2 separate regions of the Homo sapiens genome follow, and region 2 is linked to region 1. Evidence: read pairs that join two places in POLR2A ChIA-PET (ENCODE). Cell type or tissue: endothelial cell of umbilical vein. All regions are shown on one strand. Each heading gives the region's core, and the rest is flanking DNA. Links, peaks and the distances in the headings are about the cores only.

Region 1 (2,912 bases), core at 123-2,622:
GGAACGAAACTGCTGGGCCATATGGTAACTGCTTTAACTTCCTAAAGCAGTTGTACCTTTTCTACTAGCAATGTATGAGGGTTCTAATTTTTCCACATCCTTGTCAACACTTGTTATTATCTGTGTTTTGGATTACAGTCATCCTAGTGCATGTGAAGTGGCACATCACTCTGGTTTCATTTGCATTTCCCTGATGGCTAATGATGTTGAGTATCTTTTCATGCACTTACTGATCATTTACATGAATAGTACTCTTCTTTGGGGAAACATGTTTTTTTTATTATTTATTTATTTATTTATGTATTTTTTAGTAGAGACGGGGTTTCACCGTCTTAGCCAGGATGGTCTCAATCTCCTGACCTCGTGATCTGCCCGCCTCGGCCTCCCAAAGTGCTGGGATTACAGGCGTGAGCCACTGCGCCCAGCCTGTTTTTTTATTTTATTACTATTTTTGAGACAGAGTCTCACTCTTGTTGCCCACGCTGGAGTGCAATGGCACTATCTCGGCTGATCGCAACCTCCACCTCCCAGGTTCAAGCGATTCTCCTGCCTCAGCCTCCCGAGTAACTGGGATTACAGGCATGTGCCGACATGCCCGGCTAATTTTGTATTTTTAGTACAGACGGGGTTTCTCCATGTTGATCAGGCTGGTCTCAAACTCCCAACCTCAGGTGATCCACCCGCCTCAGCCTCCCAAAGTGTTAGGATTACAGGCGTGAGCCACCACGCCCAGCCAGGAAACATTTGTTGAAATCCTTTGAGACTTTTTATTGTTGACTTTTTATTGTTATAGTCCTTTATATATTCTTTATGTATGGCCCTTATCAGATGATTTCCAAATATTTTCTCCCATTCTCTGTGTTATCTTTTTACTTTCTTGATAGTGTCCTACGAAGCATTAAGTTTTAAATTTTGATGAAGTCCAATTCATCTATTTTTTCCTTTGGATGCTTATGCTTTTGGTGTCATACCTAAGAATTCACTGCTAAGCCACAGTCATGAAGATTTATTCAAGTTTCCTTATAAGAGTTTTATAGTGTTAGCTCTTCAATTTAGGCATTTTGAGAGTTTTTGTACATGGTATGAGGTAGGAATCCAACTTCATTCTCTTGCATGTGGATATCTAGTTGCCCTAGCACCATTTGCTAAAAAGAGTATTCTCACCCCATTTAATTAAATTGGGACTCTTGCAAAAAATCAAGTGACCATAAATGTGAGGGTTTATTTCTGGACTCTCAATTCTACTCTATCAGTCTTTATACGTATCCTCATGACAGAAGCACAGTCTTGTTTACTGTAGCTCTGTAGTAAGTTGTGAAATCAGGAATGTGAGTTCTCCAAACTTTTGCTACTTTTAAATATTGTTTTGGCTATTCTATATCCCTTGCATTTCCATATGAATTTTAACATCAGCTTAATAAATTTCTGAGAAAAAGCCAGTTGGAATTTTGATAGGGATTATATTGGATCTATAGCTTATTTTGGGAAGTATATTAACAATATTAATATTCAACAATATTAAGTCTTCCAATCCATGAATATGAGAGGTCTTTCATTTAGGGTTTTTTTTTTTTTTTTTTGATACAGTCTCACTCTTGTTGCCCAGGCTGGAGTGCAATGGTGCAATCTCGGGTCACCGCAACCTCCATCCCCGGGTTCAGGTGATTCTCCTGTCTCAGCCTCCAGAGTAGCTGGGATTACAGGCATGTGCCACTATACCCTGCTAATTTTGTATTTTTAGTAAAGGTGGGGTTTCTTCCTGTTGGTAAGGCTGGTCTTGAACTCCTGACCTCAGGTGATCTGCCCACCTCGGCCTCCCAAAGTGCTGGGATTACAGGCATAAGCCACTGCACCCGGCCTCATTTAGGTCTTTTACAATTTCTTTCAGCCATGTTCTATGGTGTTCCCTAATACATTTTTAATTATTTAATTTATAAAAACTGACTTACAGTAAACAGGTTCAGAGGTACGCCTGTAACAGTGCTTTACCCTCTTACTATCCTATAAAATCCTTAAAGCCAGTGAAAGCACATTCCAATAGCCATAAATCTTTTTTTCTATTTACTCTCTCCAACTCCCTTTTTGAGACGGAGTCTTGCTCTGTTGCCCAGGCTGGAGTGCAAAGGCGCACTCTTGGCTCACTGCAACCTCTGCCTCCTGTGTTCAAGCGATTCTCCTGCCTCAGCGTCCTGAGTAGCTGGGATTATAGGCACACGCCACCACGCCCGGCTAATTTTTGTATTTCACCCTTGTTTCACCATGTTGGTCAGGCTGGTCTCGAACTCCTGACCTTGTGATCTGCCTGCCTCGGCCTCCCAAAGTGCTGGGATTATAGGTGTGAGCCACCCCACCTAGCCCCAATTCCCTATCTTTATCTAAATTAGACCCTGCACACAGCAGAGAGTGTAGAGAAAAAAAAAAAGAACAATTCTCCTATGTCATATCCCAGTCATGCCACTTACTTCCTATATGACCATCACACAATCCAGTCACTCTCTCCAAGCCTCAGTTTTTGTCTCTGCAACATGGGACTAACAAACCCTCCCCTACTAGGAGTGTATTAAAGCCATGATGGTATAAAGCGATAATGGGCCAAACACAGGACTTGGTAAGGTACAAGCAGTCTCTCCATGAATGAGAGCTATTATTAGGTGGGACAGAACCTACAGAACCTATTCTGTAGGTTGTGGACAGAAGTGGGCTGCTCTTGGAAACCACAGAAGTCAACAGGTAAAAGGAGGAAAAGAAGACTGCTGTGAAGAGCACAACACTCACAATGGCTTGGTTGAACTTGGACTCAATCTCCCCAAGCAGCCAGTCGAAGGCCTCCCCACTGAGCCGAAACTCCTCTGCCATGCGGCGGGAACACAACGTGGACCGCAGGTGGATGTTGAAGAGCAGCGTGGCATTTT
Region 2 (2,912 bases), core at 273-2,772, 270 kb after region 1:
GGAAGAGGAAGAAGAAGAAGAGATGGCAACAGTGGTAGGGGGTGAAGCCCCAGTCCCTGTGCTGCCAACACCCCCTGAGGCTCCTAGGCCCCCTGCCACAGTGCACCCTGAAGGAGTCCCTCCTGCTGACAGTGAAAGCAAGGAGGTGGGCAGCACTGAAACAAGCCAAGATGGAGATGCCAGCTCCAGTGAAGGCGAGATGCGGGTCATGGACGAGGACATCATGGTAGAATCAGGTGAGAGGTTCGGGCTGGGGCGAGGGGTTTGAGGGTGTTGTGGATCCAACAGCTCAGGCAGAATACCAAACAAACCTTTTTTTCCCCAGGTGATGACTCATGGGATCTGATCACATGTTACTGTCGAAAGCCCTTTGCAGGGCGGCCCATGATTGAGTGCAGCCTGTGTGGGACGTGGATCCACCTCTCCTGTGCTAAGATTAAGAAGACCAACGTCCCCGACTTCTTTTATTGCCAGAAATGCAAGGAACTGAGGCCAGAGGCCCGGCGGTTAGGGGGGCCTCCCAAATCTGGAGAGCCCTGATGGCACCAACTTTAGCCTGGAACTTCCAAATGACAACATGATTTGGGAACTGAGCCTCAGGGTCCTCAGCCTATCCCCTGGAGCTTGGATACTGTCTGCACTTCAAGGCAGGAATTCTCAAGGGAGACTTGTTTGAAAATGAGTGTCTCACTTTCCCACCCTATCCTTCCTCCCCACTCTGTGGACTTGAAATTGAATCCATTACGGTTGGGGATGGGAGGCTGTCTGTGTCCCGACACATAATCTCTGTCTCTTGGACCTGCCACCATCACTTTCTGGGTCAGGATTGGAATTGGGATGGAATGGGACAGTTGTCTATAAAACTCTAGTGTAAATATTAGCACTCCCCTCCCTCATCTTTTCTTCTATTTCACTCCCCATTTATTTTCTTCTACACCGGTTGTATTTTTAATTTTGGACTTCCCCTATTGGGCATGGCAGCTCAAAGGTGGAGTACTAGAGCCTGGCCAAGTGAGGAAGGAAAGCAGAAAGGTGACGATTCTCACTCACCTCTTTTGTTTTTAATAATATCGGCCGCTGTTTGTACAGACAGCCTGCGTGTTGTAAATAAAGCAGAGTGGGCTCTTTTGTGTTTATAGCCCTCACTGTCCTGCTCGGGAGGGAGGCTTTGGTGGCTGAAGACTAGCTGGAGGTGGGGCTGAAACCCACGTCTCAAAGTCCAATCTGAAGATATCACAGCACTGGGCCTTTCCCACCCCAAGACAAGTAAGCCACCTTAGAGCTTTCATTGTATTTGGCCCTCCCCACTCGAGTCTAGGAACCCCCACAGTCCCCACCTTCACTCCCTGCACGCACACTCCTGCGGGTCAGAGTTGCTTCGTGCTCCATCGTGGGTGGGGTAAAGCGGGGTGGGAGCCGATGGTCCGTTTCCTGAAGGCACAGGCCAGCTTAGCCTGGGTGCTCAGAGGACCTCGGCTGGGGTACACGTTTGGGGGCTGGGAGACCGTTGCTGAAGGCAGCGATCATGTGGCGGGGGCACTAGGCGGAGTCAGACGGTCACGTGATTGGGAGGGGATCACGTGACGGAGGGCGGCTGAGGAGCGCGGGGTGGCTGCCTTTAAGTCACGTGACATGAGGAGAGGTGGGCGGGTACCTGGAGGAAGCTCGCGGCGTCGGTGGCGGTGGCGCGCGGCGGCCGCTGAGACCGGGGCTTTGAGTCGCACCCCGCGGCCCGCCCCCCGCCGCCACCCTCGCAGATCCGTGCTTTTTCCCCTTTGCTTCTCTCCCGTACTGGGTCAGTCCTGTCCGCGCTCGCGCGTCGGTTTGCGGGTGTGCGCAGGCGCGGCAGGGGCCATTAGCCCTTTGGGTGGGCGGTGGAGCCCGGGAGCGCGCGGGCGAGACCATGGCGGGTAGCAGCACTGGGGGCGGTGGGGTTGGGGAGACGAAGGTGATTTACCACCTGGATGAGGAAGAGACTCCCTACCTGGTGAAGATCCCTGTCCCCGCCGAGCGCATCACCCTCGGCGATTTCAAGAGCGTCCTGCAGCGGCCCGCGGGCGCCAAGTACTTTTTCAAGTCTATGGATCAGGATTTCGGGTGAGCGCAAGGCCTAGATAGGACCGGCGGGGGCTTTGCTAGAGTGGATTGGGCGACATGGAGGGGCACACGTCTACTTTGGGCCACACTGGGATTTTCTGGCCTATGGTGGAGCAGATTGTACTATGCTGAGGTAGGTTGACTATCCCAGGATGGACAAGGTTATGCTTGGATAGATTGAGGCACACGGACAGACTAGGATATCCTAAACCAGATTAGACAAGATTAGGCTTTACTGGAATAGGTGGGGGCATACTGGTTTATGTTGGAGTATTCTAGTCTGTACTGAGTAAATTGATCCATTGTCTGGTTGTTTAGTACGTTCTCAGGAGTCCTGTAACGCCTGTAATCCCAGCACTTTGGGAGGCTGAGGCGGGCGGATCACGAGGTCAGGAGATCGAGGCCATCCTGGCTAACACGGTGAAACCCCATCTCTACTAACTAAAAATACAAAAAATTAGCCGGGCGTGGGGGCACGCGCCTGTAGTCCCAGCTACTTGGGTGGCTGAAGCAGGGAGAATCTCTTGAACCTGGGAGGCGGAGGTTGCAGTGAGCCGAGATCGCGCCACTGCACTCCAGCCTGGGCGACAGTGCGAGACTCCGTCTCAGAAAAAAAACAAAAAACACTTGGGCCATTATGGACTCTACTGGGTTGTATTGGTTAATCCTGGTTTCTCTTGGGGCAAGACTTGGTTTTATTGGAGCACTCGGTATAGGGGCAGACAAGGCTGTTGGGGCCTGTGCTAGCACAGGCAGCCGTATTGGGATGTTCCAATCTAGACTGGTGCAGACAGCTGCGTGTGGGGGCATTGTAG

Evidence for each region. Peaks named below come from ENCODE experiments on the same cell type or tissue, not always from the same donor. Only the 100,000 strongest peaks of a DNase experiment are listed, where the experiment ranks them.
Region 2: POLR2A ChIA-PET joins it to region 1 with 6 read pairs; 3 of 35 experiments call an interaction of 5 or more read pairs at or near these places.

Annotation. Positions count from the first base shown.
Region 1 is chr17:7,503,655-7,506,566 of GRCh38, reverse strand. It overlaps POLR2A (RNA polymerase II subunit A), which reads right to left. Exons shown (of 30, transcript NM_000937.5): 19 at 2,776-2,912. Among named protein-coding and RNA genes, the nearest start is that of POLR2A, 21 kb to the right of the region's middle. In endothelial cell of umbilical vein, for the core only: no CTCF peak of the experiment used is centred there; no DNase peak of the experiment used is centred there.
Region 2 is chr17:7,233,254-7,236,165 of GRCh38, reverse strand. DVL2 (dishevelled segment polarity protein 2) reads left to right here and starts at 1,649. Exons shown (of 15, transcript NM_004422.3): 1 at 1,649-2,097. The coding sequence starts at 1,904. PHF23 (PHD finger protein 23) reads left to right here. Exons shown (of 5, transcript NM_024297.3): 4 at 1-236; 5 at 326-1,128. The coding sequence ends at 540. RefSeq lists an enhancer at 1,452-1,501 and a silencer at 1,612-1,911. In endothelial cell of umbilical vein, for the core only: no CTCF peak of the experiment used is centred there; a DNase peak (open chromatin) is centred at 1,615; H3K4me3 peaks cover 1,644 bases; H3K27ac peaks cover 478 bases.